Regions from separate parts of the Homo sapiens genome. Here region 2 is linked to region 1. Evidence: read pairs that join two places in POLR2A ChIA-PET (ENCODE). Cell type or tissue: PC-9. All regions are shown on one strand. Links, peaks and the distances in the headings refer to the core of each region. The heading gives the core; the rest is flanking DNA.

The links. ChIA-PET counts read pairs that join two places held together with the same protein. Peaks named below come from ENCODE experiments on the same cell type or tissue, not always from the same donor. Only the 100,000 strongest peaks of a DNase experiment are listed, where the experiment ranks them.
Region 2: POLR2A ChIA-PET joins it to region 1 with 6 read pairs; 3 of 35 experiments call an interaction of 5 or more read pairs at or near these places.

Annotation. Positions count from the first base shown.
Region 1 is chr14:103,022,391-103,030,267 of GRCh38, reverse strand. All of the region lies in intron 1 of CDC42BPB (CDC42 binding protein kinase beta), which reads left to right. Among named protein-coding and RNA genes, the nearest start is that of CDC42BPB, 31 kb to the left of the region's middle. RefSeq lists a silencer at 6,706-6,973. In PC-9, for the core only: a CTCF peak has its summit at 2,963; DNase peaks (open chromatin) are centred at 1,907, 3,077, 3,837 and 4,350; H3K4me3 peaks cover 1,212 bases; H3K27ac peaks cover 4,906 bases.
Region 2 is chr14:103,248,222-103,256,098 of GRCh38, reverse strand. No RefSeq gene overlaps it. Among named protein-coding and RNA genes, the nearest start is that of LINC00605, 63 kb to the right of the region's middle. In PC-9, for the core only: no CTCF peak of the experiment used is centred there; DNase peaks (open chromatin) are centred at 2,258 and 5,008; H3K4me3 peaks cover 806 bases; H3K27ac peaks cover 4,357 bases.

The DNA.
Region 1 (7,877 bases), core at 1,537-6,536:
AGAGGTACCATTTCCACCTTCAACCTCATTGGCCATGAGAGGGCTTTGATACCGTGCTGGGCACGCCCCATGGAGATGGGCGACTACTGGTCACTCCTGTCGGGCAAGGTGAGGCCGGGCTGGCCGCTCCACGCTTCTCCTCTGTTCAGGAAGGAAAGTGAGCGCCTCACTCTGAGGGCGGTTTGCTTGGTGGCCCTTCCTCTGGTTCAGGAGCAGCCACCCTGTGAGAGCCAGTTAGGCACTGGGAGGGTTGGAGTTGCTGGCTGGAGAGCCCCTCAGGTGCTGGGAGGGCTGGAGTTGCTGGATGGATTGCTATTGCTGTTTTGAATATTGCTTCCCGCTCACATGCGTGTCTGGCCACTGAGGGCTCCAATCTAGCATTTCTTTTTTTTTTTTTTTTTTTTTTTTTGGAGATGGAGTCTCCCTCTGTCACTAGGCTGGAGTGCAGTGGCGCGATCTCGGCTCACTGCAACCTCCGCCTCCTGGGTTCAAGCAATTCTCCTGCGTCAGCCTCCGAAGTAGCTGGGACTACAGGTGCACACCACCACACACAGCTAATTTTTTTTTGTATTTTTAGTAGAGACGGGGTTTCACCATGTTGGCCAGGATGCTCTCGATCTCTTGACCTCGTGATCCGCCCATGTCAGCCTCCCAAAGTGCTGGGATTACAGGCATGAGCCACCACGCCTGGCCAATCTAGCATTTCTTTTTTTTTTTTTTCCTTTGAGACAGAGTCTTGCTCTGTTGCCCAGGCTGAAGTGCAGTGGCACAATCTCGGCTCACTGCAAGCTCCGTCTCCCAGGTTCATGCCATTCTCCTGCCTCAGCCTCCTCAGTAGCTGGGATTACAGGTGCCTGCCACCACGCCCAGCTAATTTTTTTGTATTTTTTAGTAGAGACAGGGTTTCACCGTGTTAGCCAGGATGGTTTCGATCTCCTGACCTCGTGATCCACCCACCTCGGCCTCCCAAAATGCTGGGATTACAAGCGTAATTTAGCATTTCTTTAGCCTCACTTCTCTGGTGCTGGATTAGGTCCTAGAAGTTTCATATAATTAGCAACAGTATTTTTTCTTCCAGAGACATACTTATTCCTCATGCAGAAATGCAGAGTCAATGTCTAAATAAGGTAAAAGATTGAAGGAATTTTGGATAAGAGAAAATTTCCCATAAAAATGTTTACTTTTATCCTTTTTTTCTTTTTTAACACCATAGTATTCCTGACATATTGACTATTCAATTTAGAAAGATTGGCAGTTGGACTCAGATAATTCAGTACTTGGCTCTGGACAGTTGTTAAGAACCCTGCTGAAAATGGTTTATATGCAGAAGGTTTCAGCAACTCAGATCAACTCTGCTGATCTCAGGATCTATGCTAGGATGAAAAAAAGTCCCTGGCATGAATTTGTTTTTCTTGTCACTAGTATTTTCCAGTTGAATGAGTTTAAAAATAATAAAAGATAAAATACAAATAAATAACAGCCCTATTAAGGGAGAATTGCATGTACTTGTATTTAGATAGGAGAGTATGTTCTGGATGTCCAAGTTCATGGGCACAGAATATAGAAGGAGGCAGGTGACGTAGGAAGAACCTTCTGGAAGCTGTGGGTTTCTTTTCACTCACATGCACCTGTTGAGCGCCAGCTGTGCACCAGGCACTGAGCTGCACTGCAGACGGGCGTGTTCCTGGGAGGGGCTTCCATGCTGTTTCTGTGGGAAAGGGGAAGCCCAGCACATCTTCTGTGATGCGTATGTGATCACAAAACGATTAGGCTGGCTCTGCGTGCTGGGGCTGTCTCAGAGCCTGGCACTGCTCATTGTTGACATCCACTGTCACATTCACCCACAGTTCTGGGATTATCCTTAATTTACCCACAAGGAAACTGGAGTTCATGCTCAGTATTTTGCAACACAGTAAGCGGTGAAGTCTGAAGGACTCAGGTGCTTACTCGTAGCCACAATGTCTTGCTTCATTTCAGGAATATTTTTAAATACCTTTAATACTTTTTGAATAAATTAATGAATCGTGCACCCAAGTAGTCTCTGTTGTGACCCCCTCATGTGTGGTACACACTGTTGTGACCCATATCACAGATTCGTTGTGCTTGGTTTTTTATTATTGTTTTATTTACTTATTTTTGAGAAGGAGTCTTGCTCTGTCACCCAGGCTGGAGTGCAGTGGCACAATCTCAGCATATCACAACCTCTGCCTCCCAGGTTCAAGCAATTCTCCTGCCTCAGCCTCCCAAGCAGCTGGGACTACAGGTGCGCACCACCACGCCTGGCTAATTTTTGTATTTTTAGTAGAGATGGGGTTTCACTATGTTGGCCAGGCTGGCCTGGAACTCCTGACCTCAAGTGATCCACCTGCTTTGGCCTCCCAAAGTGCTGGGATTACAGGCGTGATCCACCACGCCTGGCTTTTTGATTTAAGTGTATGATTTATTGGTTCTTACTCTATTCACACATTTGTGCAGCTCTCACCGCTGTCTAATTCTAGAGCATTTTCATTGCCCCTGAGCCTTGTACCCATTAGCAGTACTTAGCATTCCCTCTCCCCAGCCCCTGGCAACCACTAATATACTTTTTGTCTCTATGGATTTGCCTATTCTGGACATTTTATATAAATGGAATCATACTATACGTGGTCTTTTGTAGCTGGCTTCTTTCATTTAGCATAATCTTTTCAAGGTTCATCCATGTTGTATTGTTATTTAATTACTTTCTCTGGCTGAATAGTAGTATTCCATTGTCTAGGTAGACCACATTCTGTTTATTTAGCTATCAGTTGATGGACATTTCGGTTTTCACTTTTTGACTATTACGAATGATGCTGCTGTGAATATTCATGTACAAATTTTTTTTATATTAAATTTTTTAAAACCTGGTTCTTAGTAAACATGCAGTGTGCAAGTTTTGGTGCAGACATGCTTTGATTTCTCCTGTTTATATACCTAGGGGTGGAATGACGGGTCATGTAGTAACTGTGTTTAGCACTTTGAGGAACTGCCAGGCTACATCATTTTACAATCTCACTAGCAGTGTGTAAGAGTTCATCTCTCCACCTCATGGCCAACGCTTGTTATGATTTGTCTTTTTTATTGTAGCTACCCTAGTGGGTGTGAAGTGAGGTCTGGTTACAGTTTTGATTTGCATTTCCCTGATTGCGAATGACTTTGAGCATCTTTTTCTGTGCATATTGGGCATTTGTATTAATATATCTTCTTTGGAGAAATGATGATTCAGATCCTTTGCCCATTTTTAAATTGGGATATTTGTCTTTATGAGTGAGTTGGGAGAGCTTTTTGTGTATTCTGGATGTAAGTCCCTTATCAGATATGTGATTTCAGATATTTCCTACGCTTCTGTTGTTTGTCTTCTCACTTTTTTTTTTTTTTTAATGAGACGGAGTCTCACTCTGTCGCCCAGGCTGGAGTGCAGTGGCGCGATCTCAGCTCACTGCAAGCTCCGCCTCCCGGGTTCACGCCATTCTCCTGCCTCAGCCTCCTGAGTAGCTGGGACTACAGGCACCCGCCACCATGCCTGGCTAATTTTTTAAAAAATATTTTTAGTAGAGACGGGGTTTCACTGTGTTAGCCAGGATGGTCTCGATCTCTTGACCTTGTGATCTGCCCACCTCAGCCTCCCAAAGTGCTGGGATTACAGGTGTGAGCCACCCATGCCCAGCCATCTTTCTTAATGGCTTCTTTTGAACATTTTTTTGTTCAGGTTTGGTGTTTGTAGTTAAAAAACAGAATGATTTTTATTTTGGTGAAGTTTAACTTACCTGTTTTTCATGTTTTACCTGTAAGAATCCATTGCCTAATCCAAGGCCACAAAGATTTACATGTGGTTTTTTGTTTTGTTTTGTTTTGTTTTTGAGACGGAACCTCACTCTGTCACCAGGCTGGAATGCAATGGCGTGATCTCGGCTCACTGCAACCTCTGCCTCCCAGGTTCACGCGATTCTCCTGCCTCAGTCTCCTGAGTAGCTGGGACTACAGGCATGTGCCACCATGCCCAGCTAATTTTTGTTAGTAGAGACGGGGTTTCACCATGTTGGCCAGGATGGTCTTGATCTTTTGACCTCATGATCCACTCACCTCGGCCTCCCAAAGTGCTGGGATTATAGGTGTGAGCCACCACGCCCAGCCGTGTTTTAAGTGTTTCGTAGTTTGAGTTCTTACATGTAGGCCTTCAATTCATTTTGAGTTAATTTTTTTGTATATGGTGTGAGGTAGGGGCGCACAGTTATTCTTCAGCATGTGGTTGTCCAGCCACCCCAGTACCATTTGAAGATGCTGTTTTCCCCCATTGCATGATCTTGGGGTTGTGTCTGTTTCTGAGTCTCATGTAATGGAATCCTGCAGTATTTTGTGTCTGGTTTTTTTTTAGCTTCACATACATCCGTGTGATTCATCAGTGTTGTGTATGACAGGAGTTCATCCTTTTTTTTTTTTTTTGAGACAGAGTCTCGCTCTGTCACCCAGGCTGGAGTGCAGTGGCTTGCTACAACCTCTGCCTCCTGGGTTCAAGCGATTCTCCTGCCTCAGCCTCCCTAGTAGCTGGGACTATAGGCATGTGCCACCACGCCTGGCTAATTTTTGTATTTTTAGTAGAGACAGGGTTACACCATGTTGGCCAGGCTAGTCTTGAACGTCTGACCTCAGGTGATCCACCCGCCTCGGCTTCCCAAAGTGCTGGGATTACAGGCATGAGCCACCACACCTGGCTCCTCCTTTTTTTTTTCTTTTTTTTTTTTTAATGTGTACTAGTTCATTACATGAATACTACAGGTTATCCACTCTTCTGTGAGTGGACATTTGGGTAGTTTACAGTTTTTGATAATTATGAGTAAAGCTGCTTTGAACATTCTTGTGTGTGTCTTTTTGGTAGACATACCTGCTCACTTCTCTTGGGTGTTTACCTGGGAGGGAATTTCTGTGCCGTAGGGTACACATATGTTAGCCTAAGCGATCCAAGTGCAATTGGTGGGGGAGAGGGGTGGCACATCGGACAGTGTGCTTGCTTACAGGAGAGTGAAAGAATTGCTTACTTGAATTACCAGTTCTCAAGTAATTTGAAAGACACAGTTCACCTTAAACTAAAATGATACTTGCTGCATGGACTGTCAATTCTTCAGAAGATGGTACTAATCATGACATTAGGAGCAGCTGGTATTTTACTGTGCAGAAAGAAAACCAGACTTTTCTGAATTCACAGCAGTGACACAAAGAAATTTCAAAATATACTGTCTACTAGATTAAGTTAAGAGCAACAAGAAAAATGAGTGGAGTTAATTTTTGCCTCTGAATTTTAAAACTGACACGTAAAAAGTCTTATGTGGGGAGTAAAGACAAATAACAAGGGATTAAAAATACCAAACATTTAGACTGGACCCAGTGGCTCACGCCTGTAATCCCAGCACCTTGGAAGGCCGAGGTGGGCAGATCACTTGAGCCCAGGAGTTTTGAGACCATATGCCTGTAGAGATATTATTATATAACATCCCTGACCCATATGTAGATGTTCAGAAAGTGGAAGCTGCCATTAGCAATGGGTGGGTTGAATATTTCATCAAATATTTAGGGTATAAGAGAATAAAAAGCAAATTGAAAGTATTAAAAGATCCTGCCTTCTCAAGTCTGTCAAATAGGAAGGACTATGTTATAAGCTTGAATTAATCCTAAGAGTTTGGTGGATGTTACGAATAGTTGCTAAAAATTCCCCAAATTACTAATTACTGAAGTTAAGTTGCTCTCCTTTGAACCTTATTTACTGATGCTTTGCAAACTTTTTACTTTCTTACATTCAAAACTCTTCCTCCCTGCTTCTTAATGCGGGGTAGGAAGCATTTAATCACTGTAGATACCGTTTAATCACTGTACTTTGTTATGAGTGCTGTGCCCACTGTCTTCTAGAAGTGTATTAGCAAGTCTCAGTCTCAAGGGTTAGAGAGCCAGGAAGAGTAAGTTAGGACGGACTCTGTTACAGAACTCTAGAGGCCAGAGCATTGGGGCTCCTTTCTGTCCTTCCGCCTCAGTTAAACAGAGACAAGTCCGAGGCCTTCCAGGAGGAAGATGCGTAGACGGTTCTCTTCCTGGCTGTCACGTCGTCCTTCCTGTCCTGGCGGTCCCAGCCCAGTTTGGAGTGTGTGGGAGAGCGTCTCTGTATATATTTAGGACTACTCTGGCGTTGTACTAGGAAGGAGTGAGGATTCATTCTCGATTTCTCATCCTGCTCCAGTGCAGCAGCTGAGCTCATTTCCTGTGATCCTGTTCCTGGGGCCGGGGTGGGCACCGCCCCCATCAGTGCTGCTGGTGTGAAGGGTCCTGCCCAGCTGACATGGGGGCTCCCTCTGGGACTAGATTTCCCTGCACTGTGTGCTGCCTTTTGTCTTTGAAAATTGATCTGTGCGTGATCTTAAATACCTCTGTTTGGCGAGCTGCAAAATCTGCATATTAGAATATATATATTCTGCATATTAGAAGATATATATTTAATATAATACCAGTAGTTGACTTAATAAAAGTGTATATGTTTATGAATATATTTTCTTTGTCAAAACTAAAGTTTTTACTCGAAAATCAGTTAAAAAAAGGAAAAAATTAAGAAAAACCAGTGAGTAAAATTATTAATTTCTACCAAAGAAAAAACAATTAGGATCAGGTATAGTGGTTCATGCCTGTAATTCCAACACTTTGGAAGGCCAAGGTGGGAAGATTACTGTAGCCCAGGAGTTTGAAACCAGTCTGGGCAACATAGCAAGACCCCGTGTCTACAAAAAATAAAAAATTAGCCACTGCCAGGCATGGTGGCTCATCCCTGTAATCCCAGCACTTTGGGAGGCCAAGGCAGGTGGATCACCTGAGGTGAGGAGTTTGAGACCAGCCTGACCAAGAAGGTGAAACCCGTCTCTACTAAAAATAGAAAAAGTAGCCAGGCATGGTGGCAGGCACCTGTAATCCCAGCTACTCGGGAGGCTGAGACAGGAGAAATGCTTGAACCCGAGAGGCAGAGGTTGCAGTGAGCCGAGATCGCGCCAGTGCACTCCAGCCTGGGTGATGGAGTGAGACTCCATCTCAAAAAAAAAAAAAAAAATTAGCCACATGATAATGCGCACCTGTAGTCTGCTACTCGGGAGACTGAGGGGAGAATCACTTGAGCCCAGGAGATAAGGCTGCAGGGAGTGAGCCGTGATCACGCCACTGCTGCTCTCCAGCCTGGGGGACCCTGCCTCAAAAAAAAAAAGAAAAGGAAAAGAAAAGAAAAAAAATAGCTATATCTGTGGGTTGCTGCTTTTTTCATGGTGTGTAAATGAACAGTTCTTAAGAGAACTGGTGTGGACTGGTGCAGTGGGAGCCTGAGGGGGGTGGGTGAGCCCATTCCAGAGAAACACCCCCTACTGACTGGGTGGAGGCACAGATGCAGCAAGCACCAATAATGTTCGTTTCAAGGAATTGGCTGTGTTCTCACAATTGCTTATTGAAGCTTGGGGCGTTTATTTTGTCACCCTAGAATTTAATTTATGGTTTATTGTTAACACTTAAGCCAGTGAGAATGAACTTGTCTCCAGCCTCTGTGATCTCTGGGTGATACCCTGCCCCCTAACAGCTGGATCAGTTGACGAGTGTGATGTGAGCACCCGTGGGGAATGGGCCAGCTTTCCGTCTATGCCAAGATGAGTGGTGTTTTTGTTTGTTTTGTTTTTTAAACAAAACACTTTGGTGAAAATGATTTCAAACATCTCCCGGGCGTGGTGGCATGTGCCTGTAGTCCCAGCTGCTTGGGAGACTGGGAGGATCCGTTGAGCCCAGGAGGTGGAGGCTGCAGTGAGCCGTGATGGCATCACTGTGCTCCAGGCTGCCGACAGAGTGAA
Region 2 (7,877 bases), core at 1,895-6,894, 230 kb before region 1:
GCTTATTATATTATTTGCTTATTATATAATTTGCTTATTATATCTGCATTGCCACGTAAGATGAAGGTTGTTTACACTTAAAGGTATTGTGTGTGTGTCTTTTCTTCTCCCCTCGCACTTTTCCTGCACAGAACAGCAAGATGGAGTTAGCTATGTCAGATTTCCCTTTCTGTCAGAATTTTGCAAAGGTAGTTTCAAGCCTTCAGCCAGTGGGTAGTATCCATTAGTACACACTGGAGTTTCGATCTATTTCCTGGAATGGTGTCTCACCTCTGCTGCCCCATGGCAGGGTTTCTCACTTCTGCTGCCCCATGGCAAGGCTGCCTGATCACTGCAGATCATGCTGACATAGGTGGACAGAACAGGTCCCTCCTGCTGGAGCACTTTGTGCTGTGATTTGCATAGACTGTGTTCTGAGAGTTACTTTTGCTATTTGAAAGATATTGGCCGGGCACAGTGGCTCATGCCTGTAATCCCAGCACTTTGGGAGGTCGAGGCAGGCTGATCACGAGGTCAGGAGCTTGAGACCAGCCTGGCCAATATGCTGAAACCCTGTCTCTACTAAGAATACAAAAAAATGGCCAGGCACGGTGACTCACGCCTGTAATCCCAGCACTTTGGGAGGCAGAGGCGGGTGGATCACGAGGTCAGGAGATCGAGACCATCCTGGCTAACACGGTGAAACCCCGTCTCTACTAAAAATACAAAAAATTAGCCAGGCGTGGTGGCAGGCACCTGTAGTCCCAGCTACTCGGGAGGCTGAGGCAAGAGAATGGCGTGAACCCGGGAGGCAGAGCTTGCAGTGAGCCGAGATCGCACCACTGCACTCCAGCCTGGGCAACAGAGCAAGACTCTGTTTCAAAAAAAAAAAAAAAGTACAAAAAATTAGCGGGGTGTGGTGGCACGCACCTGTAGTCCCAGCTACTTGGGAGGCTGAGGCAGGATAATTGCTTGAACCCAGGAGGTGGAGGTTGCAGTCACCTGAGATTGCGCCACTGCACTCCAGCCGGGGCCACAGAGCAAGATTCTGTCTCGGGAAAAAAAACAAAAAAAAAGAAAGAAAGAAAGACTAGCTATTTGGCACAGAATTCCATCAGATTTGCATGTTTTATCTCATTTATAGCATTGCATACAGCAATAACATTTTAATTTCCATGTAGTTTTAAATATACTTATAACCTATTTATCAAAGCTTTTAAAAAAGAAAGTGTTTCCTGAGTAACTTAATTGCATATAGAAACAGAGGGAGCCCAGCTCAGTCAGTCTGCAGTGTAATGGACAGTTAATTAACATATGTCTTTGAAAACTGAGTGAAAATAAAGAGTTTGAAACTTTCTGAGACTTATTAGATTCCTCTCCTTAGGCAGGTCTTGGATGTCGAATGCTATCCCCAGCAGCCTCAAATCTACAAAGCAGTGATACAATCACGCACCCGCCACCAGCTGAGCAACTGAGAATACCAAGTGTTCACCAGGATACCCAGCACCCAGAGGCATCTCACTTTGCTGGTGGGAGTGCACTTTTTTTCTTTTTTTTTTTTTTGAGACAGAGTCTCGTTCTGTCGCCAGGCGGGAGTGCAGTGGCGCACGATCTTGGCTCACTGCACCGTCCGCCTCCTGGGTTCTGGTGATTCTCCTGCCTCAGCCTCCCGAGTAGCTGGGACTACAGGTGCCCGCCACCACGCCCGGCTAATTTTTTTGTATTTTTAGTAGACACAGGGTTTCACCATGTTAGCCAGGATGGTCTTGATCTCCTGACCTCGTGATCCACCCGCCTCTGCCTCCCAAAGTGCTGGGATTACAGGCGTGAGCCACCGCACCCGGCCGGGAGTGCACTTTGTACAAACACCTGGAGAAACTGTTTGGCAGTGTGTTCTAAAGCTGAACCTACCCAAACCCTATGACCTGGCAACTTCCAGCAAGTGAGTGAATAAGTTTAATTGTGAGTGAATAAGCCAGACACAAAGAGTACATGGGTGTGCATCCTTGTCAACTGATAAAGAAAAGTGGCTCAGAACAGCCTGAGGAATGGGGGGGGGTCTGCAAAATGTATCAGGTCCAGAGGGACAGGAGCATGGGACCTCAGTCACACCCCCGCAGCCATGCCCAGGGGTAACTGTTTAAGGGCTTTGTTTTTTTCTTTCCTTCCCTGTAGTTTCCAGGCTAGCTAATAAATTACCTAAAATATTACCACAAGTTGCACAATGTGAGCCTCACCCATTATCTTCATGCTCCTGGAATTTGTGATACAAAGAACGATGTCTAATAAATCAATAGGTTATTTTAATGAAACAATAAAAATTTTTGGTAAACAACTTAGGAACTGCCCCATTTTTCCTTTAAATACTGACTTGTGGCTGAGTTTGGCGGCTCGCACACGTAATCCCGGTGCTTTGTGAGGCCAAGGATTGGGAGGAGGGCTTGAGCCCAGGAGTTCCAGGCTGCAGTTAGCTGTGATCATACCACTGCCCTCTAGCCTGTGTAACAGAGTGAGACCCTATCTCTATTAAAAAAAAAAAAAAGCCAGGCATAGTGGCATGCACCTACAGTCCTAGCTACTCAAAGACTAGGACTAGAGGCAGAGGTGGGAGGATCACTTGAGCCCAGGAGTTCCAGGCTGCAGTGAGCTATGATCTCACCATAGGATCTCACCATGGGATTACCATGGGATACCTTTTCTTTCTTTCTTTCTTTTCTTTCTTTCTTTCTTTCTTTCTTTCTTTCTTTCTTTCTTTCTTTCTTTCTTTCTTTTCTTTCTTTCTTTCTCTCTTTCTCTCTTTCTCTCTCTCTCTCTCTTTCCCTCTTTCTCTCTCTCTTTCTTTCTTTTTTTTTTTTTACAAAGTTTCATTCTGTCGCCCAGGCTGGAGTGCAGTGGCGCGATCTTGCCTCACTGCAACCTCCGCCCCCCAGGTTCAGGTGATTCTCTTGCCTCAGCCGCCCGAGTAGCTGGGATTATAGGTGCCCGCCACCATGCCTGGCTAATTTTTGTATTTTTAGTAGAGACGGGATTTCACCATGTTGGCCAGGCTGGTCTTGAACTCCTGACCTCAGGTGATCCTCCTGCCTTGGCCTCCCAAAGTGCTGGGATTACAGGCATGAGCCACCGTGCCTGGGGCCTCAGTTTCTTAATTTTGGTTGGCATTTCTGGTGTTGTCTGGAGGATTCAGCTCTATTCCTCCCTTGCAGCCAACTGGCATTCCCTCTCACACTCAGCAATCCGAACCAGTATAAACACTCTGTGTTCCTCTGACTCCAGAGGTTTCCTTGCGTGCAAAGGTTGAGTCCTGAATTCAGACCTCCCTTCCTTTTGGTTGAGGTCTAGATCTTTTTCTAATTTTTAATTTTTATTTTTTGTGGACATATAGGTGTATATATTTATGCAGAACATAAGATGTTTTGACACAGACATGCAACATGTAATAATCTTATCATGGAAAATGGGGTATCCAGTCCCACAAGCATTTATACTTTATGTTACAAACAATTCAATTATACTCTTTTTGTTATTTTAAAATGTAAAATTAAATTATTATTGACTATAGTCCCCCTTTTGTGCTATCAAATACTAGGTCTTATTCATTCTTTCTAACTATTTGTTTTGTATCCATGAACCCACCTCCCCTTCACCCTCCCACTACCCTTCTTAGCCTCTGGTAATCATCCTTCTACTCTCTGTCTCCACGAGTTCAATTGTTTTGACTTTTAGATCCCACAAATAAATGAGAACACGCGATGTTTGTCTTTCTGAGACTGGGTTATTTCATTTATCATAATGACTTCTAGTCCATCCATGTTTTTGAAAATGACAGGATCTCATTCTTTTTTATGGCTGAATAGTACTCCATTGTGTAAGTACCTCTGTTGATGGACATGTAGGTTGCTTCCAAATTTTGGCTGTTGTGAAGAAGTTGAAACTTTATTTGGGCTGTTTTCCAAATCCTTTCTTTCCTGCAAGAGTGAGGGCTTCTGTCTCTGTCTCTGGACAGGAGATTTAGGCAAAAGCTCTGCAGAGAATGTCTGTCTTCTCCTCAGCCTCATGGCAGCGTTTTGGGTTACAGTGTTGGAGTCTAGTGTAACTGCCCAATGGGTTCCTCTTGCCCACTGTTCAGAGGAAGCCAATTTATCAAGACAGGGAATTGCAACAGAGAAAGAAAGAGTTTAAGGCCGGGCACAGTGGCTCATGCCTGTAATCCCAGCACTTTGGGAGGCTGAGGGGGGCAGATCACCTGAGGTCGGGAGTTTGAGACCAGCCTGACCAACATGGAGAAACCCCATCTCTACTAAAAATACAAAATTAGCCAGGCATGGTGGCGCATGCTTGTAATCCCAGCTACTCGGGAGGCTGAGGCAGGAAAATCACTTGAACCCAGGAGACAGAGGTTGTCATGAGCCGAGATCACGCCATTGCACTCCAGCCTGGGCAACAAGAGTGAAACTCTATCTCATAAATAAATAAATAAATAAATAAATAAAAACAGTTTAATACATGTTGTCATCGGCTAAACAGGAAACTAAAGTTTTATTGCTACTCAAATCAGCCTCCCTGAAAATTCAAAGTTTAGGATTTTTTTAAAGATAGTTTGGTGGGCAGGAGGATGGGAAGTGGGAGTGCTGACTGCTTGGGTCGGGGATGAAACCGCCGGGAGTCGAAGCTGTCCTCTTGGGCTGAGTTGGTTCTTGAGTGGGGATCATAAGACGAGATGAGCCAGTTCACCAGTCAGTGTAGCCTCAGCTGACCCATCAGAATGCAGGGTCTGAAAAACACCTCAAACACCAACCTTAGGTTTCATAATAGTAACGTTACCTATGGGGGCAACTGGGGAGGTGAGGAATCTTGTGGCCTCTGGCCGCGTGACTCCTGAGCCAAAATTTCTCATCTGTGGCTCATTTGTTAGTTCTACAAAGGCTGTCTGATCCCCAGGCAAGGAGAGGGTTTGTTTTGGGGAGAGGCTGTTATCTTTGCTTCAACATTAAGCTATAAATCCCTCCCTTCCTCCTTTGGCCTACACTCAGGAATGAACAAGGGCAGCTTGGAGGTGAAAGGTAAGATGGAGCTGGTTAGGTCAGATCTCTTTCACCATCATAATTTCCTCATTGTTATCTTTTTTGCAAAGGTGGTTTCACTAGCACTGGTGATTTCACTTTTTTTGACCTAAAGTTACATAGCATGATTTTAAAATTGTAGCTGTTTCCTATTGCTGGTAATTTGGACTCGTCTTTTCAATTGTGACCAATTCCTGCTAGTTTCAAACCAAAGGGTGCATGAGGGTGAGTTCTCTCACCTGGAAGTTAAGAGACACTTGCTCCCTCCAAACCCAGCTGGGTGCTGCAGGGGACTAGAGATTTTATGGGGGTGTTGGGATGTTTGTCCATGATGTGTAGCAGTCTGAGAGGGCCTCCCTGCAGGACAGACCCCAGCTGGAAGGTGCACATAAGGGCTGGTCACCTGGCGCCTTTAGCACTCTACCACTGCAAGGGGACCAGGGATTCTGAGACACATAAGACAGTCAATCACGGTGTCACTGGGACCTTAGGGAGTGACGCTTGCAAGTAGCACACTTCAACCAGAAGCTCTGTTCCAGCCTTGATCACTTTTGAGAAGGAATTTCTAAAAGTATGGGAAAATGGTTGTCAAAAACTGAGCTTTCCTTTAAGGGGCAATCCCCCTTGGAAGCACCAGCCGGGTTTGTGGGTCACCCCTGTAGAGCGCCATGCTGTGGACACCCAGCCAGATGCACCCACATGACTCAGGATGACCCCAAATTTCAATGGCCAAAATCGGGGTCTTTGGAAATTTCTAAGTTAATATGTTTGTGCATACAATTAGCAGGTTTTAGAACCAGACAAATTGAACAGCAGTCCTATTTTAACGGTAGGTAGAAGCTTCTAAGAGAGGTATGGAAAAAATGGCTTCCGTCCAGGAGATAAGCAAAAAATTGTCAGAAACAATTTCACAACTAAAGAAAACCTTGAAAATGTCTTCTCTTTCTCCTTCCACTGCTCTCCTGTTGCCTCCTCCCACACCTCTACATCCACTTTTGTCAGGCCTTCCATGCTCTGGTTACCATCTCTCCTATCCCTCCTCCGCCAGAGGAAGAGGCTCAGCAAATCCCACAGCACTCTTGCAGATCTTCTGGTCAACCCGCTTCTTTCAACGAAGGCAGCTCCAGCAGCTGACTTGCCAGACCCAACCTCTTAAGAAGATGCAGATAAGCCCACATGACCAAAGAGGGGTCTGCTTCTCTTGCAAGAAACAAAGTCACCTTTAAAAAGATTGCAAACAACTTAAATGGCAACAGGAGAGAAAAACCACCCAAGAGAAACAGCTGCTCTGGGGAGCCGAAGGGGGCGTTTCTATTTCTCCTTCCTCTCCCATTAGGAGGAGTGGATCCACTGCTGAGTGAAGAGACTCCTGCTCTCACTGACACCAGAGCTGTCTTCTCTGTTCTCAACCCCATCATATATAACTGTCCCCTTCCTCAGAGGAACGAAACCACTGAAATGGTGGGAGTGCCTAACCCACCCATGACTGTAAGGCCCAAGTTTCAGAATTTCAAATAGGGACTGCATGAGACTATTTTTGCATTGCTGCAAAGAAATGCCTGAGGCCGGGCATGGAGGCTCACGCCTGTAATCCCAGCACTTTGGGAGGCCAAGGCAGATGGATCACCTGAGGTCAGAAGCTCAAGACCAGCCTGGTCAACATGGCGAAACCCCATCTCTACTAAAAATACAAAAATTAGCCAGGTGTGGTGGTGCGTGCTTGTAATCCCAGATACTCGGGAGGCTGAGGCAGGAGAATCGCTTGAACCCAGGAAGTGGAGGTTGCAGTGAGCTGAGATTGTGCCACTGCACTCCAGCCCAGGCAATAGAGCAAAATTCTGTCTCAAAAAAATAAAAAAAAGAAAGAAAATATTTTGAATTCGGAACCAATGGATGATGTGAGCAACTTATGGCAAACCCTGCCTCACCACTTACGGTCACAAGCACCCACATACATTGGGAGAATAATTTCAGCCACTCATCATTTGCAGCATCACTCTTGCCACAGGCTTCTTTATGTGGAGTTCTTCCCTTGCCTTCACCTCACATTACTCTCTCACTGTAGGGATCTTAGCCCTGCTACTGTGCTGCCATTGCCTTCTGATGGGCTGCTCCCTGGCTGTATTGCCGTGACCCAGCAAATTCTCACTCCTAGGCAGAACTCACAGGAGATGCCTACAGAGGATGCTGATGTAATTTGGTTTACTGATGGCCCCTAATTAAATGGCAATTCTGGAAAACACTGCAAGGTGATGCAGCTGTCTCTGTGACTGAAGTCCTAAAAGACAACCCTCTCCCAGAGGCAAAGTTGGCCCACCCAGCAAAACTGATTGCCTTAGCCAGAGCCTGTCGATGCGCAGAAAGCAAGGTTGCTGAAGTTTACACAGAGAGCAGAGGCGCATTTACAACAGCACGTGATTTGGGGATGCTCCGGAAATAACGTAGATTCCTGACTTCTTCCAGACAATCCCTTAAAAATGGCCAACAGGCCTTTGATCTCTTGGAGGTCATTCAGAAACTGAAATCACTGGCCCTTATCAAAATTCCTAGACATCGGAAGCCAGACACTTTTGATGGTAAGAGCAACTGTTTCACAGAGGCTGTGACCAAAACTGTTGCTGAAGTGTCTTTCCTCACCCAAAAACTATACATCTCGAGCTATCCCTGCAAGCATATGCTCCAATTAAAACTTTGCTGAAGGAGGCCAAGCACGGTGGCTCATGCCTGTAATTCCTGCACTTTGGGAGGCCAAGGCGGGCAGATCACTTGAGGCCAGGAGTCCAAGACCAGCCTGGCCAACATGGTGAAACCCTGTCTCTACTAAAAATACAAAAA